Regions from separate parts of the Homo sapiens genome. Here regions 1, 2, 3 and 4 are each linked to region 5. Evidence: chromatin loops called from intact Hi-C (ENCODE). Cell type or tissue: Caco-2. All regions are shown on one strand. Links, peaks and the distances in the headings refer to the core of each region. The heading gives the core; the rest is flanking DNA.

What was found. A loop is a pair of places that touch in the nucleus more often than their neighbours do. Peaks named below come from ENCODE experiments on the same cell type or tissue, not always from the same donor. Only the 100,000 strongest peaks of a DNase experiment are listed, where the experiment ranks them.
Region 1: a loop joins it to region 5, with 7 times the contacts of the local background. A loop is called at or near these places in 3 of 110 quality-filtered maps.
Region 2: a loop joins it to region 5, with 2.6 times the contacts of the local background. A loop is called at or near these places in 11 of 110 quality-filtered maps.
Region 3: it touches region 5 in a loop (5-fold over the local background); 3 of 110 quality-filtered maps call a loop at or near these places.
Region 4: a loop joins it to region 5, with 4 times the contacts of the local background. A loop is called at or near these places in 12 of 110 quality-filtered maps.

The regions. Positions count from the first base shown.
Region 1 is chr4:140,034,649-140,040,542 of GRCh38, reverse strand. All of the region lies in intron 1 of MAML3 (mastermind like transcriptional coactivator 3), which reads left to right. The region is part of intron 1 of LOC124900783 (a long non-coding RNA gene); the gene reads right to left. Among named protein-coding and RNA genes, the nearest start is that of MAML3-AS1, 90 kb to the left of the region's middle. In Caco-2, for the core only: no CTCF peak of the experiment used is centred there; a DNase peak (open chromatin) is centred at 2,952.
Region 2 is chr4:140,082,433-140,088,326 of GRCh38, reverse strand. The region is part of intron 1 of MAML3 (mastermind like transcriptional coactivator 3); the gene reads left to right. Among named protein-coding and RNA genes, the nearest start is that of MAML3-AS1, 43 kb to the left of the region's middle. In Caco-2, for the core only: no CTCF peak of the experiment used is centred there; a DNase peak (open chromatin) is centred at 2,936.
Region 3 is chr4:140,017,428-140,023,321 of GRCh38, reverse strand. The region is part of intron 1 of MAML3 (mastermind like transcriptional coactivator 3); the gene reads left to right. LOC124900783 (a long non-coding RNA gene) reads right to left here. Exons shown (of 3, transcript XR_007058278.1): 1 at 1-5,894. Among named protein-coding and RNA genes, the nearest start is that of MAML3-AS1, 110 kb to the left of the region's middle. In Caco-2, for the core only: no CTCF peak of the experiment used is centred there; DNase peaks (open chromatin) are centred at 3,161 and 3,811.
Region 4 is chr4:140,058,205-140,064,098 of GRCh38, reverse strand. All of the region lies in intron 1 of MAML3 (mastermind like transcriptional coactivator 3), which reads left to right. It overlaps LOC124900783 (a long non-coding RNA gene), which reads right to left. Exons shown (of 3, transcript XR_007058278.1): 2 at 755-868; 3 at 334-430. Among named protein-coding and RNA genes, the nearest start is that of MAML3-AS1, 67 kb to the left of the region's middle. In Caco-2, for the core only: no CTCF peak of the experiment used is centred there; no DNase peak of the experiment used is centred there.
Region 5 is chr4:140,135,400-140,141,293 of GRCh38, reverse strand. The region is part of intron 1 of MAML3 (mastermind like transcriptional coactivator 3); the gene reads left to right. It overlaps MAML3-AS1 (MAML3 antisense RNA 1), which reads right to left. Exons shown (of 5, transcript NR_147610.1): 4 at 4,506-4,665; 5 at 2,437-3,639. Among named protein-coding and RNA genes, the nearest start is that of MAML3-AS1, 10 kb to the right of the region's middle. In Caco-2, for the core only: no CTCF peak of the experiment used is centred there; DNase peaks (open chromatin) are centred at 2,673 and 3,483.

The sequences.
Region 1 (5,894 bases), core at 460-5,459, 100 kb after region 5:
GGGCTAGAGGAAGGAGGGATGGACAGATTGGTGGATATCAACCATATAAACGTTGTGTAGGAGAGGGAGAGTTGCATTACTTGTTGATGTTCAGGTGGGAGGGACCCTTGTCCTCTACCTGGAGATGAGTTCTGTTTGTGAATCCCACATAATTTTTGAAGACTGCACTTGATGAGTACCTCCCTCTCTGGAGTTTAGGCAAGTTTTAAGATGTGTCCCGGAGTTCACGGTATATTTCTTTGTTTCCCTTTGCCTCCCACCCAATAGCCATTCACTCTTTCAGATGATTGGAGCTGCTCTCAACACTACAATGGAATAGAAATGAAAATGGGAAAACATTCCTGCCTTCAAGGATCTTGTTAGATGCTCTCTCTCCCACTTCTTCTCCCTGTGTGTCTCTGAGACCAGATATAAGTAAATACCTATAAAGGAAAAAAGTCAGAATTCGGTAGCACCCCACCCCTTTCCTGGGCCTTTTCGACCCTAACCCCTCTCTTGTTGACTGCATTCTGGTCTCACTGGTCTGTCCTCTCATGTCTTTGTGCACTCCATTTTCCTCATTCACTTATTTAGTTTCTGTGAGTGTGCGTTGTTTGCCCGCTCCAGCAGTAGCAAATGAGTTGGCCTTTGAACTTCCTGCGTGTTTCCATTTCTTTCTTGAGGGGTAGGGATAAGAGGAGAGGTTGATAGTGGTGATAATAGAGTATCTTTGCTCCTAAAAGGTAAAAGAGGAAAATCCCAGGCATTGTACAGCAGTGCACTAGCACCCATGTCAGAGTAGCTCTTGTTGCTTGGTGCGTATTAACTCTGGGACAATCCACTGAAGTGGCCTCTTTGTCAAATGCATGCCTGGCCCTGCATTCAGACAGCATTGCAGGGCAGTATGAAATACAGAGATGGAATGAGACAAGCAGTGGCAATGCCATGTCACCTGCACAGTCGGGGTGGGTGGGCTGTGCCTACAGTGCTATGGGGGTCAAGAGGAGGAGCAGATAACGAAAGCCTCTGGGAGAGGAGACATAACCTTCAAGGTTAGGGGCCTGGTGATTCAGAGAATGGTAATGCTTCTGATCAAGGCATGTTTAGTCCTCAGACCACTCATGGCACAAGGGTAAAGACCACCATGCATGGTCAGCCATGGTTCCATGGCTGTGGGCTGTGGGAGTTAGTGGGCCTGTGGATTTCCGCTAGAACATGCCCAATTGACCGTACCAGGGAGCAGTCCAGCAGACAGGTTGGGACATGATAGGACTGTCATCCAAAGCTTCAGCGATGCTTCCTGAAATTTCTGTGAGGCTGGTGTGGTTCTCCCCTTTGAATTTACTCTTCTTTCTGTGATTTCCCTCAGTCTTCATCCCAAGAAAGTTATGGCATTGTGTTTAATTTGCCTTAATTTATCTTTTCTTTTTTTTCTTTTTTTTAGACGGAGTCTTGCTCTGTCTCTCAGGCTGGAGTGCAGTGGCACGATCGATCTCGACTCACTGCAACCTCCACCTCCCAGGTTCAAGGGATTCTCCTGCCTCATCCTCCCGAGTAGCTGGGATCATAGGCGCATGCTGCCACACCTGGCTAATTTTTTGTATTTTTAGTAGCCCGTGTTAGCCAGGATGGTCTCGGATCTCCTGACCTCGTGATCTGCCCACCTCAGCCTCCCAAAGTGCTGGGATTACAAGCATGAGCCACCACGCCCAGGCCTTATCTTAGTATTATTCCTGTATATGCAGAAGTTGCCCTGTCGTTGCAGCTGTCATTTCACAAGCACCTTCATGAATAATAATAGCCGAGCTTGCAAGTGCTAGCCTCTGTTCCCTGTGTTTTATGTAGACTAACTCTTAATTATTGTCATAACCCTGGGAGGTAGGGACTATTATCCTCTTTTACAGATGGGGAAGCTGAGGTACAGGGCATTCAGTACTTGTCCAAAGTCACACGTGTAGTAAGTAGCAGAGCTGGCATTATGGACCCAGGCAATCTGGCCTAGGAGCCATTGCTCTAAATATGTGTGATACTTCCTCAGGACAAACAGTGATCATGTTTGGCCCTAGGAAGTCAGGGAAGGAAAACATATAATCCTTGCCACCAGTAGAGAAAAAAGACACACCCATAAAAATATCAGAAGCCATGTAGGATCTCTCCATACTGATGTGCTGCCTGTTTTGTTTGCTTTTATCAGTCCAAATATTTTTCTTTGGAGCCACAAGAGGTGCACCATTGCCAGCCAGCTGGGTGACCTTGGACAATTCATTTCACTCCCTGCCGTATCTGTAAAATGCAGGTGTGAGATCAAATCATCTTCAGGGTCCTTTCCAGCTCTGAAGTTCTGTGGTTCTGTGGTTTTGGAATGTTTTTGCGTAAAGCACTTGGCAGCACTAGAAACAGTCAGCATTTCCGAGTGCATTTCTTTCTGACTCTCTTCTTCACCCATGTAGAATTTCTGAAGTATCCTGTGATCTTTATTAATCACATAGGGACTGTCATCTTCTCAGACTAGTGGAATGGCTAAGGTGCCCTCTGCAGAAGATATCTTAGCTAATGTTCTCATTACTGACTAATTGGCTAACGAGACTTCTCTCACATTGCATTTAGGCTGATTGATAGTTTTCTATCACCTGATGGGTGGAATGGACAGCCAAACCAATTATCACCACAAAGAGAGCCCCATACAGCAGAGCAGTGTAGCTCGAGACAAAGGGCCCTTATAGATTATGTCTAATCAGGGTGCCTGCTGAGAGTTTGTTAAACAAAATGATTTTCTGAAAAGTACAGTTTAACATGCGTTGAAATACACGTACCTTAGGGTCATATGTAACTCAGTGGGCCTTGTCTTATTGAAAGCAATGTGTTTCTGATTATGTAAATATGGATAGCCTGCATAACTAGTTAGCTGTATAACTAACACTAGTTAGCTTTGTGCTGAATGAAGACGTGCGTTTGTTTGTTCAAAACTGAAGCTGCAGGCCTCCTGTGAGTCACATTGTGGGAGACATGCTCTACTTAGATGGAATCTTGTAGACATAGGGCATTACTCAGATTCCTTTTTGTATTTTCTTTTCATGTTGCTCAGGCTATTTAAAGGAAATAATATTCAGGTCACTTGCTTAGTCATTTAAATTGAGTCCATTTCTTTGTAGCTAATGCATTAATTTATTGAAATCTCTATTTAAAGTGCAAACTCCAGTTTTAGAGCAGAAAGATAATAATGTGCTAAGGATTCGTGTTAAAACCTAACCTGAGGAACTTCTTGATCCGTTCTTAGTTTGTTTTTTGTTTTGTTGCTGTTTTGTTTTTGTTTTTTTTTTTTCAAGCAGAGGGTCAGAAGTCATTTATAGTGCTTCCCTATACACAGTCTTGAGCTTCAGGTTTTCTGGGAACAAAAACATCAGGGTTCTTAGTGCCTCACTTTCCCAGTAATCTACTGAACTGTGTTATATGATCGTCAGTGGACTAAAAGATACCAGTGAATTAATATAAAGTCTTTTAGTTCTATTTCCCCCAAGCAGGGCCACAGCGATGTCAGCTGGGATCCTTGGAACTTGTGACAATATCAGTCTGATATAAATTCTTGTGTTGAAGCAAGTTTCAGTATTGGAAAGTGGGACTGAAGAGCACAGAGCACTGACCATAGCAGCAGCATGTACCATAGTGTGCTTCTGAGCCACCGTCATCTTCAAGGTGTTTTCTAAAATACACACCAAGAGTTGGATTCTAAAGATTGGCTCTAGGAGACAAACTTTTGGGAAAAGAAGTGAAAGAAAGCATGGTTATTTTTATAACTTAACAATTTTCCAGTAAATTATTCTTGTCTGACTGTTAAATAGAGGGACAGAGGAAGAAAGGATATGCCACTTGGAATGGGAAAAGGAGGGCTGGAGCACAAAATTGGCCGTGGTTGAGGTAGAAAATAGGCAGCTGTTCTTCTCATCTTCTCCTGAGCCTTCTGCTCCAGGAGATTCCTGCTGGAGCTGTGCTTGGACTCTCTGGCACACCGTACAGTCTACACTGAGCCATCAAAGAAGTTGCAGGAGAGGTGCTGATCTAGCTCAGCACCCGACTTGAAAGGGTCATTGTGTGGCACAGCAGTGGCATGGCTGTTTTCAAGGGAGCAGGTTTTTAATCGCGGTAGCTGTTTCATCCTCCCTGTAGTATTCTCTGACAGTGAAGATGGAGCCAGTAAATACTCATGTTCCTGCATGCTGGGTGACGGAGGTCTTGCTTTACATCCCTCTCTCCAGCTGCTGTGTCCACTTGAGGCAAATGTATCCAGGAAAGCAGTGAGGCAGGCAACGACAGGGGCCATTGGTAGATGTTCCCTTGGCTCATTTTAATACATACTGCGTCAGAATGGGCCTCACATGTATTAGAAATCACACACACTTGTTATTCAATGAAAACCTTGACTGACACTGTGTGTAAGCTCAGTTAACAGCAGAAGTACTGTTGACAACAGAATAAGGCTGTAACAGTGGCCAGTCATTTAGAAAAGGAATCGGTCCTAATCCTTACTTTCCTGTATAATCTATTCCCTTTCGTGGATATGCTTTGTTTCTGGTTTGAGTTCATCTCAATTCATTCTCAACTATGCTCTTTGTTCTTTGAACTCCCCAGTAAGAAATACATCAGGATAGAACTCTACCCAAAAAGTAGATAATGTGTTCCGAAGGGAATTAAACTAAAGCATTACCGTTCAACCTCAGGTAGAGCAATTTGGTGCTAAACTTTATTAATGTTAGTTTTTTGTTTTTGGGTTTTTTTTTTTTTTTGAGACGGAGTCTCGCTCTGTTGCCCAGGCTGGAGTGCAGTGGTGCAGTCTCGGCTCACTGCAACCTCCACCTCCCGGGTTCAAGCGATTCTCCTGTCTCAGCCTCCTGGGTAGCTGGCGTGCCACCACGCCCGGCTAAATTTTTGTATTTTTAGTAGACGGGTTTTCACTGTGTTAGCCAGGATGGTCTTGATCTCCTGACCTCGTGATCTACCTGCTTGGCCTCCCAAAGTGCTGGGATTACAGGCGTGAGCCACTGTGCCCAGCAATGTTAGCATTTTAATGGAAAGATTTTTACATATATTCCCTAGAGGTAAGGATGTGGTTTGTAATTTAAAAGCTATATGTTATTAAGTGATGATTGCAGTAATTATACTATTGGATAAAACAAGGAGGAAAACCTGGGTCCTGTGTTCAGATATCTGATTTGGAAAGGACTCCGTTGATTTCACATATTTGGAACATGAACTTTCTGTTTTTCAGGGTTTCACCTTAGAATTTCCTTGGCTTGGCCGGGCGTGGTGGCTCATACTTCTAATCCCAGCACTTTTGGAGACTGAGGCAGGTGTGTCACTTGAGGTCAGGAGTTCGAAACCAGCCTTGCCAACATGGTGAAACCCTGTCTCAACTAAAAATACGAAAAAATTAGCCAGGCATGGTGTGGCAGGCACCTGTAATCCCAGCTACTCAGGAGGGTGAGACAGGAGAATTGCTTGTACCTGGGAGGCAGAGGTTGCAGTGAGCCGAGATCATGCTACTGCACTCCAGCCTGGGCAATAGAGCAAGACTCCATCTCAAAAAAGAACTTCCTTGGTTCATATTGTTGGACAACTGAATACATTTTTAGCTTGTGTCTGGTAACTGTTTCCCAGTGGGGTTTGTAGATGTTGCTTTGCCTGCCTCTACCCATGTATAACCTCCATCAATATGTTATTTGATTTGGTTGTATATTATTAACTGGAACTTCCTGGAATTAGACAAGCAGGGATTCAAACTACAATCAAATAATAGCAATGCCCTCTTTGTTACTTTCCTTTCAAATCTAAAGCAAGACAAAAATTCAGCTACTGAATAGTTGAATACTGAAAATCAGAGGTATCTTCACAGAGCTAGTAAGCATCAGACTTGGTTTGAA
Region 2 (5,894 bases), core at 407-5,406, 53 kb after region 5:
AGAGAGGAGGGAAAGGGTTCTCCCTCTTAGACCAGGTAAATTTTCCTTCCTCCCTTCCTTTCTTCCTTACTTTTCTTTCTTTCCCTCCCTCCCGTCCTCCCTCCCTTCCTCCCTCCCATCACACTTTTTTGCCCAGGCTGGAGTGCAGTGGTGAGATCGTAGCTCACCATAACCTCGAACTCCTGGGCTCAAATGATCCTCCCTGTGTAGCTGGGACTACAGGTGTGCACCGCTATGCCCGGCTAATTTTTTAAATTTTTTTTGGAGTTGAGGTCTTGCGATGTCGCCCAAGCTGATCTCGAGCTCCTGGTCTCAAACAATCCTCCTGCCTCAGCTTGGCCAATTTTGTTTTCATGTGCTTATGTGTGAACCTGTTAACAAGTATTTATGCTTGATTGTTACTCATTTTCAGAAGGCTAAATATAATCTCATTTTCCTGAAGTAGAGAATTCTGTTTTTCATCGTAAAGAGTTGGTTGTATAGTTATGATTAAACAATTATTTTTGGCCCCTTCCTCCACCTATGACATGATTCAGTGCTTAAAAAGAGGCAGTGTGAGTAGTGAAGGAGACCCAGGATGAAATATAGATGATAAATTATCACCCTGAAAAGTACACACCCTCATTAGGAGCTGAAAGAACATATATTAAGACAACTTTAAAGTGAAGTTATATGCCTAAGACACTTTAAAAAAATAAATGTGAGTTTTAAACCCAGCGTTGATTAAAATGTGGAAAAACATCTTCACTTACACTTTGGTGATGTTTCTGTAAATGGGTACAATATATCCAGGAAAGAATTTCACAATAATTAAAAAGAGGTAAAACTTTATTGTTCGTAGCGTAGAAACCACAGGAAATTCCAAATCATTGTGAAGAATAAAGTTTCTCATGGTAGCATTATTTCCAGTGAAACTGAAACAGTGCAAATTCCCAAATAACAGAATGTCAAGGCAAATATTGCTTCGTAAGACAAAAATGTCTTTAGAATGGGATGCTATGGCAGGGATGAGTATATGAAGTCATATTCATTGAGAGGATATATAAGATAGCATGGACCCTCTGATTACTAGTAAAAGAGAACATCACTAGTAAAAGAGTCACACAAAAAATAGAAAATTTCAATTCTGAGTAAGGATTGGTAGGAGAATGTTTTGTATTTTCTTTTTTGAGATGGAGTCTTACTCTTGCCCAAGCTGGAATGCAATGGCACGATCTCAGCTCACTGCAACCTCCACCTCCCAGGTTCAAGCGATCCTCCTGCCTCAGCCGCCCTAGTATCTGGGGTTACAGGCACGCACCACTATGCCCGGCTAAGTTTTGTATTTTTAGTAGAGACGGGGTTTCGCCATGTTGGCCATGCCGGTCTCGAACTCCTGATCTCAGGTGATCCACCCACCTCACCCTCCCAAAGTGCTGGGATTACAGGCGTGAGCCACCGTGCCCGGCCTATTTTCATTCTTTTTTCAAAGTGAGCAATAGGGACATAGCTTAAAAGAAAGAAAATTTCTTTTTAAAATCTCTCTTTTTTTTCTCTACTCCTACGACAGGTTAGAAACAAAGAAAATTTCTAGTGAAATGGTTTAATGTTCATGGTCCCCTTCCCCTCTTCTCTCGTTCACCCCACCCCACCTTTAAGTGGTTCAGTTTACATTTAGGTTTACTCTATATTATGAGAGAGAGTAGGAGGATGAATTCACCATATTCGTGAGGGTCTGAACACTGGTACTTTAGTTCTGATTCTGCCATACCTGTAAGATCTTGAGCTGATCGCAAAATAATTGATATTTTAAATGCCTTTTTTTTTCCCTTAAAGAATGATTGAAATTTCTTCATCCTCTCTGTTCTCACATTGATACTGAGAAGATCGTTGGAATAAAGCATGTAAAACCACTTGAAGCATTTGGACGACGAGACAGTGTATTGTTTAACTCTATTGTGGGACAAAAGAAAATGAAAGAAATGGATACTGGAGATGACCTGTTTGAGTCCAAGCATGTGTGCTTATCAAAGTGAGATTCAAGGAAGAGAAGTTTCAGGGGACGCTGATGGGGCAGGGTCTTACCCAGACACATTTGTGAGGTAGCGCCTATGTGCGGATGGTGGAGGGTCAGATCAGCTATTCCCGCCTTAGAGCAACTTTGGACACATCACTGAAGCTTTTAATGTTTTATGTATATGTACAGAGAGATCCTCTTAAATTGGAAAACAAACATTTGAGGAGGGCCTGTAAGAGCCATTTCTTAGATTAGAAAAGACTTGTGCTGAATCCAAGAAAAGAAAACATCACGGTGAAATGGAAAGTTTACATGAGTTTTAGTTAGAGCCAAAATTTTCTTCACTAAAGTAAATTTAGACCAGTAGTAGTTAAAGGGGAAAGCATAAATTTTCCACTGGCAAAAATGATAGAGGCCAAGAAGAAATCTGTAGGACAAATGGCCACAGATATAAAATAATTAAAAAACGACGGTTTTCAGTGCAACTGGAGCTACGGTCTCTGAGAAAATTTGACTAATGAAGGCAGCAGCTACACCCAATAGGTAGGATTTTGGGTGTCTTATTCTTTATTTTGAAACTGTATTTATTATACATGAACATTGAAAGGTACCCGTGGGTTAAGCATGCTCTTGTGTGAGAGACAAGAAAAGCAATCGGAAGTATTTTCAGAATTCTTTTCATGCCCATGTGTTTGCCCGTTTTGGCCAAGCAGCTCTGGAAACAGCTGCCCTGACCCTTCTAAGAGGTTTGCATAAGGGCGCAGAGAATGGAGTTCGTAGCGAGTGGGAGGAACCAGTGCAGGTATCTATCATTTGTTTTCCTTTTCCTGAGTCAAATGGGGGCAAAGTAGAGAACCTTTTAGCTTCTGTACATGTGCACAGTGTGATTCAGGTAACCAGGGGTGGGGAATGGAGTAATTCCCTCCTCGGGTTTTATGAGGGTGCCCTGGGGCCTGCGCTCTGTCCCCTGGGAAACAGATCCAAACTAGGGTGTCCTTTGAAGTTACTGGCTGCTCCACTTAGACCAGCTCTATGACTGCAAAGCAAGATGAGTAACTGGTCGCAAATGTTTAACTACCCATTACCCGTTTGTTAAGAGCTTGGGAAGAAATACGCAAGGAAAACACAAAAACAGATGAGACAACAGGCATTTAGACCTTATTTGTTTCTTCGTGCTGTGGCTGGTATGTAAACAAACCCTTGATTTTGTGAACTCTGTTCACATCCTGCTAACAGCTTCACTGTGGTCTGGGGGCAGATACTGGGATGCCAGAAGCATCAGAGGGGATATTCAGGGGAGCATTTCCAAATTATCACCAAATGATAGCAACAGCAGCCACAACAAGGACTATAACCCAATGTAAACCGTTATAGCTATCCTCCCCTGCCGCCCCCCGATGTTTTTAAGGTTACATTGGACTAGGGTGATGCATTGTAGGGGAAAAAAAGGTAGTATTTTAAATACTAGACCTTTGTATTTTTCCCATCGTTTGACAAAACCTTGAACACAATGTGTTCAAGTCATTTGTTAGTCCTCAAAGTAGGTTAAAGGATTCTCTTTCTTTGGAAAAGTAAGTTTTGTTTCTGGGGCCCAAAAATAGTTGCTAAAATTTTTTCCATTTTGTTTGTTTTGTTTATGAGTCGTTTCATTTTGGAGGTCAGGAAATAAATGCTGGCGTTAGGTCGTGCTTCATAGTAACGAGGTGAAAAGTGGAATATTAGGAATAAAGTGGTGGGAAAGGAGGTAATGGGGAAATCTGAGACATAAATACTCAGATACAGGAAGTTGAAGAATTTAGGAATAAATAAACCTTCAAATGGCTGATCTAGTAGTGAAAATGTATAAAGAAATACACAGCATTACTGTTGTCTTTGAGGAGCCTGCCTGATATTTAGGGTGGCAGTGTGCCAGGTTTCATACCTTCATTCCCTGTGTATACGTGCACATTAGGTTGTGCACGTGGCAACAAACCATCAAAAATAGTTGAGAAGAGTTTTGTAAACAAATAAAATATTTAAGTGATTGTAACAAGACAAGTAGGCCTGGCTGTAAAGTTGTGTCTGCCACTAAAGGGTAAATCCCTGAGTAGTCATCGGCCCTTTGCTTGTCTAGTAATTTAGATTTTCAGAAAGCGTTTGATAAAGTTTCTCTCACGTGCATATTATCAGATAATAGTAATCATTCATTCATGCATTCATCCAATAAATACTTACTGAGTGCTAAGTGATGGTGACATATTATAGATTTCAGATTTCTAGAAATAACCAGAACTGGGGAGATGGGGTTGGCCATTCTCTGCTGGCAGGAGGGTGAGTTCCATTATTCTCTCTCTCTCTCTCTCTCTCTCTCTCTCTCTCTCTCTGTGTGTGTGTGTGTGTGTGTGTGTGTGTGTGTGTGCGCGCGTGTGTGTTTCAATCTAGGGTGTTTCTTTTGCCGTTGGGCTTTTCTGTAGCCTACAGGAGTCAGTGTGTTGGGGCGAACTTAAGGCCTGGAGGAGGAGTGGAGTGGGCCAAATGCTTGTAAACTGCCTGGGAGAGAGGTAGAGAATGGCAAGTGGATCTAAAACAAAATAAAATACCCAGACCCTGCTGTTGGCAAAACATCAATTGGCCTAGTTAATACAGGGGAAACTTAGGGGAACCTTCTGGTTAGACTGAGAGGTAAAACTAAAGAATAACTGGAGTTGCCAGAAAAGTGGATGGTAGCATGATGTCATAAATTTGACAGGCAGACCTGCATGTTAGGAAAAGCACACGGTTCAGGAAAGGCTCAAGTGTCAGGTCTGAGAAGCCCAAATAGCATTTATGTGCAAACAAGGAACATATCCATCTGTATTCCTTCCTGTTTTTCTGACTACTTAAGATTCCATATTAGATGCTCCTGACCTCCCTAAATCTGGCCCAGGGCAAGAAGGGTGACTGTGCATTGGAATGGCATGCATGGGAGTGCTCATTTATTCAGAAATCATTTGCAGAGCAGCAACCATGTATTAGTTATATGTGTAAAAGTAGTGGGCATTTTCTTCCAGCACCTAAGAGGAGTGGGCAATGTGGGGAAAGATAGGGGAAATGTTTTACAGATGCCACAAAGATGAAGCTTCTTTCAGAAGGTGAGCTGTAATGTAGTGGAAAGAGACAGACAAGACCTGAGCTTTATTTGCGGTTCTTTACTTACTAGCTAGGTTCTGAGCCTTCGATTCTTTTCCATAAAATGGAGATAATAATTTCTATCCTTTTCCCTCCTAGATTTGTTGTAAACATGAAACTATTCATAGAAAGAATACAGAGTAAACTGTTAAGCACTATATACATGTTTGTATAATCAGACGATTGTTTTCAAAAAGTAGTAATAGCACACCCTGAGCGGTTAGAGTTGCTGATGAACCTTGCCTGTTTTCAGGGATTGCCTCCTTGGTGGAGCATCATGAGTCCAGTTCACTTGTAAATAGAACCTTCCCTGGTTCTTTTTGAATTTAGGGCTACTGGTACGAGCTCAGCCCCGGTGGGACCCAGGAGTTTCACAGTGGTCTCCAACTTCGGGATTTCTGACAAGCTCCTAATACAGTTTATTTAAAAAAAAAAAAAATCCTAGAGTGGTTGAGTTGCCTTCTGGGGAAAGCCTGGTGGGGGTGCGTTGGTGCCTTGGGATGAGCAGGACTTTGTGCCCGCCCCGTGTGAACTTTTACTTCCTGACAGCAATAGAGATGGACTTGCCTGTGAGGTCGGGAGCTGTATGCTGGGGACTGCAAAGGCCATGCCTTGGTATGGGCTAGTGGCCATAGTAACGACACTACTGTGGGCAGAGCTCCATGTTAGGCCCAACAGGCAACCAGGCAGGGAGGAAGGACGCTGGGAAGCAAATACAGGCAAACAGCATCTTCAGATGTGGAGGTGGTCC
Region 3 (5,894 bases), core at 539-5,538, 120 kb after region 5:
TACCCTTAGAGCTGCATGACTGGACAGAACGTCTAGCTATTATGTGGTCCATCTCTCAGGAAATTGAAGTCCAGGGAAGCTGGGCAACTTCTCTAAATCACACAGGAAAATAAGATAGGAACTTGATTTGCTCTCTTCCTGGTTCAGAGTTCTCAGTATCATTCTGCACAAAGATGTGAATAGGGGTTAGGTAAAAAGGATTATATGGTCAAAAGGCTTGGGAAAACCTGGGTTCCATATATTATACAGGTGTCTTTCCTGCAAGATGTCTCAGAGCCTTCAATATCTTAAAAGGGGGATTATTATGCAGCATTTCTCAGATTTATTTGACCATGGAACCCCTTTCTTCACTGAATATGCTTTGGGTAAAAGCTACTCTGTGCTGTCCCTTACTTGAATAGAGTATACAACATAAGAACTGAGAGAGAAAGTCACAGCATAAGCTCATAATATTTATAATAGCCATCTTGACCTGTATTTGAACTAGGGTTATACATTCTTCTATTGAGTTAGTAGTGACAGATGAAGACAAGGAAGGAAAGGTAAAAATTGATTAAACTGCTTATTTAGTGGGCAGAGGGAAAAAGAGATGGGCATATTTTGTCTATTCTCAATTCCTTGAATCTTATAAAGAAGAGATGAATTTTTCTTCTGACTGTGCCTCCTGTCCCATTGCTTCTTGTCTGGCCTACACACATTTTGCTATTTCTAGAACCAAGTTAATACATTGTTCTTTGCTGGGCATCTTATTGATCTTCCATGTTATTAATATTCACTTTTGGCTGCCAGATTAGCTCTAATGAACCATTTACATTTATTTTTAGCACACTTAGAAAGTTGGGACGTATTATCCAGATTGCATTCTACTGTGCAGGAATTGTATCTACAAATAATGAGAAGTCTTACTTTCCTCCTTTTTCCGATTTCCCTTACTTTAACTTTACCCCAAACAGAAATAAAGGAAGTCTTCAATTTATGAACAGGCTGTTCCAATAGTTTTTTGGGGGTAACTCAGAATTTATGTTCCCATAAAAACAGTGTTCCTAGGCTAACCCACTAAAAAAACATTTTACCCATAGTGATTTTAAAAGTATACATTTACATGTTATTTACAACAAAAGGGAAGCAATTTGGTTTCACACATCATAGAATGTATTTACCCCTATTTGAAACAGGTCCTCCTCTCTCATGCTCACACTCACTTGCTGGAATTTGCAACTTCCCTTGGGTCCCTCCAGGGCTGTGGCACCGTCTAGAGTAGGGCTGGACCAAGAACTCTGGAGCCAGACTGTTGAGGTTAGCACTCCATCTCTGCTACTTCTGTGTCCTGGTAGGCTATGTTACCTTTTGGTGTCCCAGTTCCCATATCTCTAAAATGGGGATAATAATGGTATCCATCTCATAAGGCACCTGACACGTAGAAAAGTGCTAATAGGTATTTGCTCTCATTATGATGACAGTGCTGATGGAGTGGGGTGGACCTGATGGGGCAGTGGGATTCAGGACAGGACTTAAGCCAAACAAAACTGGAGGAAGGATTGGGATCAGTGGCACCAGGAAGCGGAGGAAGAAGGGAGGTTGGTGAGTGGATTCAGGAACGTTAAACTGGATAAAGAAGAGAAAGAAGAAAGAAATGAGATTCCCAATGCAGTTATGACCTGAGTAGGATTGGAGAAAAAGGAATCAGAGAGGGAAGAGAAATTCTTGGGTCATTGTTTTAAAAATAAGGAAAAAAAATTAGGTAAGGAATATGGGTAGATATTTTTGCCACTTTTCAGCTTCAAGACGTAGATCTAATTACTTAGCTACTTTGAACCTTATAAATTGGGAATAATAGTATTAACCTTGCAGGGATGTATAAAGATTAGAATAGTGTATCCAAAATGCCTGGCACACATTAGGTAGGCCCTCAATAAATGATGATATTTGTTCTTACATAAAGGTTATGCTGCTGAAGTACTTCCAGCAAATCATTCTTTTTTTCCAGCCCTAGTTAATTTCTATTGCTTAAGTAGTCCATACTCACTTCTAAAAGGTAGAAAATTAAAAATAGTTAAGTAACTTATCTAAGCTCACACAGTAATGGAATGGTTAAACTGGGATTCAGAGCTTGCAAGTGTAACTCCAGAGCCCGTTCTCCTAAATAACACACATATTTGTAAGTCCCAGCAGGTACAGTTGTTTTATTTCATATGGCTATAGCTACAGAAGAGAAGCAGTCTTCTTTTCTCCACGTATTGTCTATTTTCATCTCTCTGTAACTCCTTGGGTACTTTAAAAATGAAAAAGTGACCTACACCTTTGTTTCTCTGGATCGGATGTCATCTAGGAAGTATGTATTTGGCTTCAGTTTGTTTCACTGGCAGTTTTTTGCAACTATCAGAGGATGGAATTTTGCTTTGTCATCTGACCCAAGCACAAACTTAGGTAAATTTATGAGAACGGGCCAATTTCTACAGAAAAGCTGACTCTAGTGAAAGATTTTTCTTCCCCAAGTCAATTTTTTAATTTGTATTTGATCTGTTCTGCATGGTGTTTGGCCCTCCTCTTTGCAAGTTTTGCAATTTCACTGTCCAACAAGCAGTATCTGGTAGGAGTTTTAATAAGACTCTTCACCCTTCTTTGTGCTCAAGAAAATATTGTCAGCACTCTTCCATTCCCTCAGAAACAGGATCCCACCCACTCTGACATAGCTGTTCCACACAAGAAACCAAACATGTAAACCCTAAACAAAGAGAGTTTGATGCCAAGGGTTACTTTTTCTCTTTATTCTGTAATATATTTATACACTTTTGCTCAATATCAAACTATTTGAAGTCATTATAAATAAATCCAGAAATATGTGCTTTATAGCCTCAATATGAGCAAATACCAGGCCAGAACTGACCAAATGCACAAACAAAAAAAAAAATCAGCCTCAAATTAGATTTCATGGTGCAATTATTTCATATATTTCTGAAAACTGTTCTTTTAAAATATCTACTGTTTTCTTCCATCTTTTCAATTGTCTCCAAGTCTTCTGCCACCCCCACCTAGAAAAAGAGTCTTTTGTTTGCATTAGGACATTTACATAGGCATTTCTTTTCTGGAGAAATATGACAGCAGCTGAGATAGCACAGGCCTTGTTAATACTTAACACTGAATAAACAGGGCAGGTAATGACCATTGTAATACTTCCAAATGCAGTACAGCAACACAGTTGACAAAGGTCAGGAGGGAAAAAAAATAGCATTGGTGTTTGCAGTGGGAAGAATCTTCTGAAATGAGACTTGAGAAAACAAGGCATATGTCCTGTGTCTTAAAGCCTTTGTTGAAGGGAAGACTACCAAGCTCCCTCAGAACTGGTGTTCCAAGATTTGTAATCTCAATACTGAGAAAGATGGAAACATAAGGACAAACTTTAGTACTAGGAAATCCTCACAGTACCCAGGGCTTTAATATTTCGTCATATAAATTAGGCAGTCAGGTCAACCTACCTAAATATTGTATTAAAGGCACCCTTTTATACCAACTTCGCCCAAAACACTCCCAGCTGCTCATTGTACACTGAAGTTACACAGTGTATCTTTTCAAGGACCTTGCAGTCTTTGTGAAAAGGACTTCGGTGCTTCCAAGAGTAGCTCTCAGGAGACACCTCTTAGATGAGGTGTTGTTTTCTGGAAAGGTGCCTAAGTTCCTAGATTGTATAGCAGTGGAAAGATTGAGGCTCTAACATATATTTCAGAGAGCTGCCTTATGTTGTTGGCCGTGTTCATAAGCAAGATCCAGTCATCTGGGTGAATGAGGAGCTGCCCATCTTCCTAGGCCAGAGGCTTAAGAGTCTATTTGTTCATGCATTCATTCCTCACTCATTAGGTATTTATAGAGTAGCATCTGCTATGGGTCAGGCTGTTTTCTCAGCGCTGGGGATAAATAGTGAACAAAACATTGTCAAAGAGCTTTGGGTCTAGTGGGGAAGACAGACAAGTAAACAGATCATTGTAATATGGTGAAGTAATTAATTACAGGGTGACTAAGGTATACTTCACTCAGGCTTCTGAGGGACCTGCAAAGGTTTTACATAAAAAGTGTCTTTGAAGCCCAAAGATTTATTAGGATTTTGTCAGTGTTGTGTAGGGAGAGTTTTCTAAACTGAAAAAACATATCCAAATCCCTGGAAAAAGAATATGGTCAGTTAGGGGAACTGAAAGTAGTTCAGTGTGGGCGGAGGGCAGAGTTAACCTAAAAGATTAGTGAACAGAAAAACAATTAGAACCCAAGTTTGTCAAGAGGTTGAGGTTTAAACAACAATTTGGAAAAGAGAAAAAAAATTATTCTTCAGTTACTAATTTTGCACATATTAGCAATTTGAATTGAGAGGTTTTGTAAGACTTCATTTATTTTTAAGTATTTTTTCATTTTTCTTGTCTTTTTTATTTCTAGTTTATTGTCAGTTATGACTGCTCTGTGTTAATTATAATTATGAAAAGTTGAGAAAACATATATGTGCCCCAACATTAAGGGATTAGTTACATAAGTTATAATAAGTTAAAAACACTATGTCCCAAAACATTATATACAAAACATTAAACTAAGCCCATTTATTTAAAACATAAAATCATAAAAACATGATTAGCAGAAACCATTTCTATTTTATCTTCTTGCCTCTCTAACTGCAAAGTACCTGATAATAGACTTCCAAAAATTCTTGTGGATGAATTAATGAATGAATGGAAAAAAAGTAAGCATGGCTGCAAGCAACTATTAGACTTTACCTTCCACAAAGAAATGCAGAAAAGTTGACAGAATATTTTGATTATTATTTGCTTGGAGTTTGTAACTCGGGGCCAAATACCTGTCCTTTGCTTTTTCCTATTCCTTCCATGTAGTGACATTATTAATATATTAAGATAAACAAGATTGTTTTCTTCTTTAAAACATTTGCTCTTTCACTGCTACAAAAATATTATAGTTTATGCTTTTGTTTGATCTTTCCATGAGTAGATACATGTGTATTTGTTTCTAATATTTGCACATTCATTTTCCACTTTGACATTGTGTAAAGGGTTTTGGTTTTTTTATTATGCGTTATACATTTGTTTGGCTTTTGTGCGGTTACATATACCAGCAGAAGCTGCCACATAGAAAAGGGGAGCACCCAGAGGTTTAAATTAGAATCTGAGTAGTTCTCAAATTAAAATTTTAGGTTATTTGAATTGGAGATAGCTACACCAGCAGTTGTCTGTAGAAACCCAATTAGACTTAATAGAAAATTAACCCCACCCTAACTAGCACTAATAATCTAGCGTATTCATTCCTTTTTGTATTTTTAAAATTAACCTTTTTATTTTGAGATAACTAGATTCACATGCAGTTGTAAGGCATGATACAGACACATCTCATGTATTCTTAGCCCAATTCCCCCAAATGGTAATATTTTAAAAAACTATAATACAGTCTATCAACCAGGGTATTAACATTGATACAATCAAGATACAGAACATTTCCCTAACCACTAGAATCTCTCATATTGCCCTGTTATAGCTACACCTATTTTTCCTCTATCCCCCTTTCTTAACCACTAGATACTCATTTTTATAATTTTGTCATTTCAAGAATGTTATATAAACAGAATCACATACTGTAAACTTTTGGGATAGGTTTTTTCTTTTTTTCGCCTGCTCAGCATGATTCTCTGTTGTGTGTATCAATAGTTCATTCCTTTTTATTGCTGAGTAGTATGCCATAGTATGGATATGCAATACTTTGTTTAAGCATTCATCCCTTGAAAGATAATTTGTTTTTTATAGGTTTTGGTTATTTATGAATAAAACTGATATGAGCAATCATATACAGGGTTTTCTGTGGATATAATTTTTATTTTTCTGGGATAAATATCCAGGAGTACAACTGCT
Region 4 (5,894 bases), core at 334-5,333, 77 kb after region 5:
TAAGAAGTGGGGACGATGTAAGAAATGGGGACAAGGTAAGAAATGGAGTTTTCCCAGGAGTTCTAAGGAGGAGAAGGGGTCTAAGAAGATACAGGGTGTGTCTTGATGCTTGATGAGCACATTCTTAAATAACCTCTTTCAGCATGCCTAGTGTGACTTATTTCATATCCACCTATAGCATCTGTTTGTATATTCAGTGTTCTAGAGAGCACCACACAACGTATCATAGTGCTACCGTATGTTTAGCAAAATCTTGGGCTAAAAGAAAGACAACTTGAAATCTTTCCTTTTACTTTTTTTTTTTAAAGCAAGCAAGCAAACAAATAAACAAAGTAAGAAGTAAAGAAGACATTTATAGTGTTCCAGATGGTCAGTTACTGTCAGTTACAGTATTTCAGTCTTCTGCTGGAAGATTCTAACTTCATGATGTCTGCAAATAAGAAGATGATGTGTGTTTTAAACAAGCTTAAATAATAACTGTAAAGACCCCAAAGCAAGCTATAAAAGGGAATATTGGCCCCTGTGGGAAGTAAATTGGGAAATCCATTAAGGCTACCCAAAATGTGGACCAGGTAGGAAGCAGAGATAGTGCTGAGAGGGCCCCACAGTGAGTGTGTGGGAGGAGGACAGGGGACCTCTCTTACCAGGGACACTGGCAGGCTTTGGCTTTCCAGACAGAATGGCATGACTTGAGTCACTTGTCTTCCTGATTATTTCCTAGGAAGGATCTATCTATGCATCTTTAAATACTGACGGCTTATTACAGTCCTGTCCTCCTCTTGAGATTCATTTTCTCTCTCTGTGGCTTTCATTCCCTCTCTGTGTCTCTGTCTTCTAAGTTTTGAGTTCCGGCCTGGCTGTCTCTTTCCTGCATGGTCAAGAGATATTAATAAAAATAGGTAAAATTGTTTGGCTTTGAAATCCAGCGAACTTGAGTTCTGGCCATGCTTCTTAATAGCCCTATGGTCTTAAGCAGATTACTCAATAGCAAATTGCCTCTGTTTTCTCATCTAGAATGGGGCTAATAATACTTGCATCATGTTGTGAGGAGCTAAGTAAATAATGTATATAAAATGTTTAGCACAGTGCCTGGCACATAGCAAATATTTAATGAGTGGTAATACTTTCTATGAAAAATATTAAGATAAATGTTGCAGTTACTCACTTGTAAACTACAGAAACGTGTTTATCGACCAGAATTCAGTATCCAGCAACCTCTTCTCCTGATGAGTAGACTCAAGGAAGTACTGTGCAGTTGAGGAAATAAGTGGAAAAGACTTCTACATAACCAAAATAGATACTCAAAATCTATGTCCTGGAACTGTGCACTTTCCTCATAGCGGTGCTTTTCCCATTCCTAAGCAGTTGTTTACTCATTTCATCCTACCTATTTGTATTGTATATGTGATTTTAGCAACTGCAACAACTGATTTCTAAGCTTATAGCAGATTAGATACAGCAAATTAGAAGAGAGTAGAACTAACAAAGGCAGCTACCTGGTGGGCAGAAATAAATAATAATAGCAAGTAGTAGGAAAACCCATTGAAAGCAGACAGAAAACTCTCAGAGCGCAGCAATTTAGAGTCATTTAGTAGCTGACACTGGTCGTTAAACCTTAGCCTCCATCACAGTCATCTTGTGGGCTTGCTTAAACATAGATAGCGTGGCCCTGCCCCAAGAATATCTGATTTAATAGGTCTGGGAGGGGTCTGAGTACAGTATTTGCAGTTCTGTCAAGGTGATGCCAGTGCTGCTGGTCCTGGAACCATGATGGTGTGGGAGACAGTTCACCACTGCCTGTTAAACTGTCTGATTTTCATGATCCAGAGATCAAGAAAAAAGTTTAATTTTGTTCATGTTCTCTGCTTAAGAAGGCAAAAGGGTCTGAAGGTATGTTACTCAAAATAATTTTTTAAAAAAACCTTTTTCAGTGTGTGAGGAGGGAAACTTTGAACTATCCAGAAGAGAGATTGCTGTCCACAGTGATGCGTCATCTGAGGCTCCTAAGTAACCAAGTCTGCTGGGTGTTGTTATAATGGGGGCGGGAGGTATCTGTTCCTACTTGACAATGCTATTTATGGTTTTTTGGAGGTATTTGTGTTGGGGATTGCTGTACATTCTCCTCCTTTCTTAGTGACTTTCTAGACAAAAAGACTTCAGAAACAGATGTTTTTTTCTGCCACACCAACTGTCTGATTCAATGTAGCTCTCATAAATAGTTGAGTTTGTTTCAGTAACAATGTCAAAACACTGGGCTCTGTGGCAGTTGCATATACAGGCACCATATTGTCATTCTCTTCTCAGTTCCTTTTGCCAGTTAGTGGTAATTTCTGCCAACACCAAATGAAGTCTAAGTAACAAGCTTTGGACTAAGGTGACCGCTTCTGAGAGAAGCAACAGCCTTCCTCATGAAAACCATTTCCATTCTGAACATCATATTTTCTTATTTTTCATTAAATAGGTGAAAACTATGTCTAGGTTGGCACAAATTTTTACTGGCCAAGGTTGTATTTTAGTAACTGCATGCAAACTTGGTCTTGTTACTTGCCTTGAGTTGACGTACTGGAATTCTTGCATCATGGTGAACTTTGATCATTGTTTTGATTACAGAAATCCTTCAGAATTCTTTCATACCAGAACTTCTAAGAACAGCATTTTGTTTCCTGCCAATCTTAGCTGTGCTAGATTGCTGTCTTCCTCCTGTATCAGAGGCAGTATGTTTTTTGACTAGACAGTGAATGCAGTCTCCCATATCGTAGTTAGGAGGTTACTTTCATTAGGCAGATCTCTCTCTCTGATAAATCTCCTTGGTGCACTGAACTGTTTAACTTACTTAGGGACTGTGTTTTCTTTTGAGTCCGATTCCTGTAAAAAGCGATGACTGTTCCCAGGGTGTTCACTGAAAAATGAAATACGGCTCTAGGATTTGGTGCTGGTGGCTGAGGGAACAGGAAAAATAAAGGGAAGATGAGTAGAGCTTTGACAATCCAATTCTGCTTGTGGGGACCACGTAGAAGTCCACATCAAACGTGCGTGCCTTTTTGTCACTCCTGACTGTATAAAACCTGAGCCATCATATTTCTTCATGGTAACTTGGAATGAAAACAAAGATTTCTGGGGCTCCAGTTGCTGCTTTTCCCTTCCTATTTAACTTAGCAGATGATGCTCTGCTGAATTTCAGCTAGAACCTGGGCCCTGTGACTGAAATCCAATGGCATATGTATGTAGATTTCCACTATTATATGTGGTCACGCTGATTGTTATATTAATATCGTAATTAGGAATAGGTCAAACATTTTACTTTTATATGAATAACAAAATATTCAATACCTGTATTTAAATGAATTCTAGAATATTTGAGGGCATCAGAATATCATTTATAATAGTGACATTTTACTTAGGCAATGGTTATTCAAACACTATTTTATAACATTAATAAAGGATCTGACACTCTTTGTAGGAGAAATCCGTAAAATAAGCAAGACTGTTAACTTTCCTTTTAATTTAGTGTCTGTCTTTGAAATGGCATTCTATGCATTTGCTGTGACTAGACATGCCCTGTTCAAAGATCTAATGCCCTGTTCAAAGAAATTCTTATAATGTTTTTCAGAACTGTGTTACTGAGCTGTATTGGGGAAGCATATTGGGGGTTAAATTAAGAGAACTTAGCCCATCTTGATTCACAGGCCTGACTTTGATTTCAGGCTTGTGACTTTTTTTTTTTTTTTTTTTTGAGACAGAGTCTTACTCTGTCGCCCAGGCTGGAGTGCAACGGCACGATCTCAGCTCACTGCAACCTCCCCCTCCCGGGTTCAAGCAATTCTCCTGCCTCAGCCTCCTGAGTAGCTGGGATTACAGGCACCCGCCACCACACTCGGCTAATTTTTGTATTTTTAATAGAGACTGGGTTTCACCGTGTTGACCAGGCTTGTCTCGAACTCCTGACTTCAGGTGATCCACCCGCCTCAGCCTCCCAAAGTGCTGGGATTACAGGCGTGAGCCACTGCGCCCAGCCTAGGCTTGTAGCTTCTAATGGCTCTATTGTTCCTTTGTTTTGATGTCCTTGCAAACCCCAGCTAAACTTTTCTAGACCTTTATTAATTGAAATAAAAATAGATATTCTATCATATATATCACATCATATCAAAAATTGGGGATCTTTTGACTTTCATATATCATAATTATTTTGTTGGAGAAAAACATTTTTGCCAATGCTTTAGATGCCTTTTGCTGTTCTTTTTGAAAAAGATGCATATTTGATTTTGCCATTATAATGCTATAGAAACCCTGACAATTTCTGCAAAACTAACAAATCCTTTAATTTTTTCCTATATCTTATCTTGGTCTTTAGCTCTTGTAGACACACTTAAAATTATATAGGTCAGTTTTCACCCCAGCCTCCTCTCAGTGAGGAATATGCTAATATGAATTTATGAAATTTGACCTATATCAGACTATCTTCTGGCCTAGATGTGGTAATTCCTTTCTTGACATTCAGCCATTTCTTTATGCATTTCTTTTATGAGTTTTTAAAATAATAAGTATTTTTAAAATCTCCTTAATAATCAGATAATGAGAATGTCAGAGCATTTCTTTTCACCTTTGCCCTAAATCATCCTCAGTCAGCAGCTGTTCCTGAGCACATTCCTTAGGAACTGGGTGTTATCAGATGTTTGAAACTTTTCCATCCATAAGTCTGTGTACAGTAAAGAGAAGTGATTTCCTTCAGGGAAAGGAACACCCTCCCTGCCAGCAGGCATTGCTCTCAGAAGTGTTCATTGAATCCCCACTTTGCCTTGTGACTGTGTTGATTTTACCTGGTATGCTCCCGTGACTGTGCTAGGGATATTACAATGAGTAAGAAAGAGGTTTTCTTTTCTTCCTCAAGCTTAAAGATGCCCTAAAGCTTTTGGTAATATAAAGGTACCTGTTTCTTTGCTTCTTTTAGACAGATTTTTTTTAAATGAAAGTAAAGCTCCAGTAGAAATAATGAGAGTTGTCCTAGAAAGCACTGCCTTCTGATTCTGCTCTGCATTTAAATAATCTAGGCAAAAGTGAAATCACATTGAAAAAAACAATCTTCACCTGAATCACAGTGTTGTTCAGCATATGCAGAAGAACAGATGCCATTACCGGCGTTTTATATAGAAGATGCCATCTTCTCAGGAGAAAACATAGCCCCAGACTCTTCTTTCATTTGTCTCATACCGATTCTCTTTTTCTTTTTCTTCCTTTATTCTCTGTTCTAACTGTGTTTGGATTTCTTATTGGGCCAATAACATGAAGGTCCTTGTTTAGACCCAAAGGATTAATTCAGAAGAACAGGAAAAAAATTATAAAACAAATTAAATGCTCAAATAGGAGACTAATGAAACAAAATGATAGTGGATTAAAATAATGGGAATACCAGAAAGCTAGAACATGATGAGTTAGACACTATGTTAAAACATGAGAACATGAAATAACTGAGACAGGCAAGATACAAATACTAAGAAAATATAGATTAACAATAATGCCATATATATATATATACATGTATTATATCTAACAATATAATTTTATTATATATAATATATGTGATTGTTCATTTTATGTCCAATATCTATCTACTCAGCAGGAATAATGAAAAAATTACATCAAATGTTAGGTTCTCTTTTCTTAGCAAAGAAACTTAAATTAGTAATTTTTAAAAATACTCTAAACTTGGGGCTAGGCACGGTGGCTCATGCCTGTAATCCTAGCACATTGGGAGGCTGAGGTGGAAGGATTGCTTGAGCCCAGGAGTTTGAGACCAGCCTGGGCAACATAGACCCACTACTAAAAAAAAAAGTACTCTGAGCTTGAAGGGCTTCAAAGACAAAGTGTTCCAAAGGGAAAACATGGGTCTATTTTAC
Region 5 (5,894 bases), core at 554-5,553:
TTGTTTAGACAGTGAGAAGTCCTATCAGTTTTCATTATACACAGGTGCTGCAGTGGTCTGAAGACTGCCCTTCATCAGAGTTCTTAGTTATTTTGCTTTCCCTTTGGCATAGCAGCTCCCTTACACTAAGATAATAATAATTATCGTCTATATTTTCACAGTAGCTGGAGCAACCTGGCTCCAGAATCTGTGCTCTTGGCTACTATATTTTTCTGTCTTCACCTGACTGCAGTGTTTCTTCTTGAAAAGGTTGTCTGAGCAACTGCATTTTCTAAATAGCCGTGTTTTGGCAAAGAGCAGTTCTCATCTATTTGACTTTCCTTTATTGGTCTGAACAGGAGCCACAATTCAGGGACATGGTAGTGCTGGTTCTTGCCAGGCCCTGCTGTTTTATGATGAGGTCCCCAACTTTGCTGTCTCCTGGCCTCACATACCCCTGGCCTTGAATGTTTCTCCTCTCCCCATCTCCTGTCCCACCATATCATGTTCCACCTTTGTGACAGTGACAATAGGACCTGGAACCTTGTACAAGGTACATGTGGCAATGATTTGACCCAGAGAGATAAACCAAGGGTGGGAATGTACGTGATTCGGCGCCTAAACTTTATATGTCATTCTCTACCAAATGATTCCAATAAACTAAGTATTATGCTTCAATTTATGATCTAGATTTGGTTTAGCCTTTTTTTTGCCATTTAGCTGGGCCCATAGCATCTTATTGCTTCCTTCTTTATTCTGAACCTTTGGCTAGCTAAGTTAATGCAGCTATGTGCTCACTGTAAGCTTTAGGAAAGGGGGCTTCCTCATTCCATAGATAGCCAGGTGCCTTCTGTTTCAGTGGCTTAAATAGCAAAAGTTGGTTGTATACATAAAATTAAAAACTTCTCTCTTAATCTTGCACCTAGGCCATCCAGTATGATAAATTAAGAGATTCTTTTTTATTTTAATTTTAATTTTTTTTTTATTTTTTGAGACGGAATCTCACCCTGTCACCCAGGCTGGAGTGCAGTGGTGCGGTCTTCGCTCACTACAACCTCTGCCTCCTGGGTTCAGGCAATTCTCTTGCCTCAGCCTTCCGAGTAGCTGGGACTACAGGTGCGTGCCACCATGCCCGGCTAATTTTTTTGTGTTTTTAGTAGAGACAGGGTTTCACCATACTGGCCAGGCTGGTCTCGAACTCCTGACCTCGTGATCCACCCGCCTTGACCTCCCAAAGTGCTGGGATTATAGGCGTGAGCCACCGCGTCCGGCCCCAAATAAAGAGATTCTTAAAGGTGCTGCTCTGGTCATGCAATAAAATTTCAACCTACAACTTTTCCTTAATTCTTTAGTTTAGCTACTCTACTGTCCCTCTGAGGAGTGCCATCTTATTTTTTGTGTGTTTGCTTCTAATATTTCATGGTTCTATTTCTTTTATTTCTAGCACTAGAATGTTTTCTTTCAAGGATGACTTTCACCTATATGCAAGGTAGACAACTGTCTTGCATTTTGCATGACGTACACTTCCCTTTATATTGATTATAGATAAATGGTTATCTAAATGTTTTGAATACTAGTTATTTCATAGCTATCTGATTATAACAACTATTAGATAAAAACTATTTTCCAAAGACTATCGAGATTACAGCTGTTGCAATAAACATGTAATTTCTAATTCCTTTGGAAAACATTTTATTTTTATTTGAAAGAGTCCGGAGATGATTTATAATAGGTAATAAATGACTAAAATCAAATCTTAACCTTACTATGGATTTTGTTGTTGTTGTTAAGAGATAGGGTCTTGCTTTGTTTCCCAGGCTGGTCTCGAACTCCTGTTTTAAACTATCCTCCTGCCTTAGACTCCCAAAGTGCTGGGTTGATAGGCATGAGCCACTGTGCCCAGCTGGATTTTTGTTTTTAATATAACTCAAAAAGTGAGTGTTTCAGACCGTTTCTTTAAAGAAAAATGTGGCAAAGTTTCAAGACTATTCCAGCCTGGGCAACAGAGTGAGACTCTGTCTCAAAAGAAAAGAAAAAAAAAGACAACAGGGACTTGCTCTGTCACCCAGGCTGGAATGCAGTGGCACCATCTTAGCTCACTGCAGCCTCCAACTCCTGGGCTCAAGGGATTCTCCTGCTTCAGTCTCCTGAGTAGCTGGGACTACAGGTGCCTGCCACCATGCCCGGCTAATTTTTAAAATTTTTTGTAGAGATGGTTTCTCACTATGTTGCCCAGGCTGGTCTCAAACTCCTGATTTTAAGCGATCCTCCTGCCTTGGCCTCTCAAAGTGTTGGAATTACAGGCATGAGCCACTCTGCCTGGCCTAAAGGCTAATTTTGACAGAATAGCCAAATAGCCATATGAATTTATAAATAGGAGTATCTTGTTAACATATACGCAAAGAAATTTGAGATATGTCAGAATTCAACAAAATTTTCTGGATACTAAGTCAAAGAAGATATGAAATTTTAATTCTTTATTCTTGAGTTTGGGCTTCAGGATGCCTAAGTGATAATACTGCCAGAGTCCCCAGCTGGGGCAAAGCATAACATTCCCTTCCTATGCTGCCATCTTCTGTTCCTGGCTCCTTTTGTGCCCAGTTCTAATCCACTGTGGGACTTCAGTCCATCGTTTCCCCTCTCTCACTGGGGAGAGTGTGTGGCGATAGCAGTGGACTCCTTTGCCAAGCATGCAGGTGGCGTTTGTCTTTAATCACTTAAGGTATTTCCTCACGGTGGTGTGTGCAGATCAGCACCTCATGGGTTGTAACATTCTCTTACTATTCCCATCCTGCAGTAGCCCTCTGCCCGGAGATTCTCTGATGTTTGGTAAACAGAGGTGGTTTATATAAAGAAGCAACTTTCTCCGTTTAGAAGTTGTTATGGCTAAATGGTTGAAAATGTATTTTGCAGTTTAACTAGGAATTCTTAAATGGTTTGCAGCTGCTATTGGATTTTTTCACGTTCATTTTCTTCAATGAAGCATGGAGACAATGATTTTAGATTTGGATTTCATGCTACTTAATTCTTAGAACCTATTGAAGGAATATTTGAAAAAGTTGTTTGTGAAAATCGTAAATAACCACACTCAGAAATACTTCTGGCAAGTTGTATTTGTTAGAGTGGAATATGTCTGGATCCCACAGTGAACTAGGAACATGAAATGGTGACTTGGTGGGTGACAAAATGTGACAATCAGGGATGTCTGGCATTCAAGCTATTGAAATTTAAATGGGCTATTGCTTTTTTAGTGTTGGCTCCTGTTCTTAGATTTAAAGGATTTATATGAATCATTCAGGGGCTTTTTATTAACTTTCAGTTTGTGGTTGAGATTGGAATTGGAAGGTTCAGAAAGATGTAACAGTAGTTTCAAGTAAAGGAGCTTAATGATTGTGCCTGTGAGAATCATGCCTTCGTGCCCTCCACGGAGGCACAGGTTGTTTGTGTTACTGGTTTGGTAGGGTTCGTGTTTATCTGTGGTCTGGAATGTCAAAGGATTGCAGACTAGAGAACTTTGCTTTCCTCTTTATTCTGAAGTAATGGTGTAGGAGTTTCTGGTATTGACTTCTGGGGGTGGGGACCACCATATATGGAAGAAGAAAGGAGGATTGGCTGGCTTTGATATTCTCATCCACTTTTTCTAATGCCGTTTTCATTACTCTATTAACAAAGATAGTGCATACTTTGAATATTTATGTCTATCTTTTCCTTCAAAGTGTAATGCACACTTGTTTTCTTCAACTTTTTGTAATATATGTGTTTATGATACACTAAAGAGCAATAAATTTGAGGAGCGAGATAATTAGCTTTGACAGACTTACAGGAATGAGACTGTAAGAGGAAGAAGCAAGAGGATTGCTTAGAAAAATATTTGATTACTGGGCTTGAGGAAAATTATCTAGAAAGAAAATTTTCAATGTTAAAACCCACAACCATATGGGTGGCACAGGTTGTAGGAAGAAGTGACTACTTTTGTGACTTTTTGAAAAAAATTAAACTTTGTTTATAGTTTAAAAAATCTTCTTTAGGCCGGGCGCGGTGGCTCACGCCTGTAATCCCAGCACTTTGGGAGGCCGAGGTGGGCGGATCACGAGGTCAGGAGATCGAGACCATCTTGGCTAACACGGTGAAATCCCGTCTCTACTAAAAATATAAAAAATTAGCCGGGCGCGGTGGCGGGCGCCTGTAATCCCAGCTACTCAGGAGGCTGAGGCAGGAGAATGGCGTGAACCCGGGAGGCGGAGCCTGCAGTGAGCCGAGATAGCGCCACTGCAGTCCAGCCTGGGCGAAAGAACGAGACTCCGTCTCAAAAACAAAAACAAAAAATCTCCTTTAAAATTTTCAAAATAGAATTTTTAAATGGAGAAATTCAAAATACTGAATAATGAAATGGGAGGAAGAAAAAGCAACCCAGCCACTGGTGCTAAATTTCCTAAGGTTGTTCACATAGCCCTTTAACTTTAACCTCTTTCTTAGCATCATTGTTTATCATTTTTTGAGGAATCTTTGTTTAATAGCTAGCTTACCTTAAGAAATAGTTTTCCTTTCCCTTTGGTGGCTCATACATTTGGGGAAGTGACCTTCAAGAAACGTGACTCATTTTGCACCAACTTGACTTAGTCATCCATCCAGCCTCTCCCAATTTGGGGATCCTTTGCAAAGGGAATGATTAAACACTGCCCATGTCTATAAAGAGGGAGATTAACCATGGGTTCGGTTAAATTACTCCTAATATCGTACATTATTTTGTATTTTCTGGACTAATAAGAAAACTTGACAAAGTATAAGCGGTTGATTATGGCACAAAGTGGGGAGGGTTAAGATTCATGTCATCTGAGATAAACACGGCTCCAGTATCGCCATTATTTCTGTGGCCCTTTCTCCCTGGGTTAAATTATGCCCTCATCCACAATGGAGGTCATGATAATATGCGGTGGGGGAGGAGGGGAAGGGATGTATCTAGAACATTTTGGGATATACTGGGCTTATTGCTTATGAGAGAGGCAAGAGGAGGCTTTTTAGGGGAATTTCACTGAAAAATAAAATGTGCAGACACTTCACAGTCAAGGCTATGGGATGAATTACATTTGGCTCCTGCCACCTCTCAGCAGCAGGGTCTCTACACATGAACTAGGGAATTGCTTGAAGGAAGCCCCTCCCAGGAATGAGTGGGGAGAGCCAAAAGGTTTGGATTTCCCTATAAATTGAACCCACTGTCACCAGAGATCAGTGTGAGGGGCTCTGTTATAACGTCCAGCTTTTCTTCTGTCCACACCCAGGAGTTGCTCCTCTTCCTGCCACCCCATTCTTAAGTCTTTTGTTCCTTGAATAAATATTATGTGGTTTGGTGCTCATTACTCTTTGTTATGAAAAAAGGCAATTCATTAGGTTGAAGGAGAAGGGGGAGGGAGATAGCATTTTTCACCGGCGCATCAAGCGTGGTTACACTGATTTGAATTCCCAGAAAAGTAATAAAACAGTGAAAATAATGATAAAACAGCTCCTGGGCTGACAGCTGTGCAGCACATGGGGACACTGAAGACAGGCCCCACTGTTGCAGCAGGACAATATTGTGGAGCATATGGTGCCATGGCAAGCCAGTTGTTGAACTCCGTGGCTGGCTTTTGTTTGGGGAACTCTCTCGGCATTGGGTGTATGGTGGCTCTTCAGAGACGTCTAGTCTCATTGGCAAGAGGGCTCTTGGCCCCATGCCAGCCTTGCTGTACGGTGGCTGACCCAGGCCATGTGGAAAAGCTCATGCTTGGAAAACATTCACTCCTCCTTACTTTGGTCACTAATCAAATCATTTGTTCAACAAATATAAATTGGAATCTTTTTTCACAGCAGCCCAGTGGCTACATTACAGAGGGACAGTTTCCTCCAAGGATGCCAATTAATTATTAAATGCGTTAATT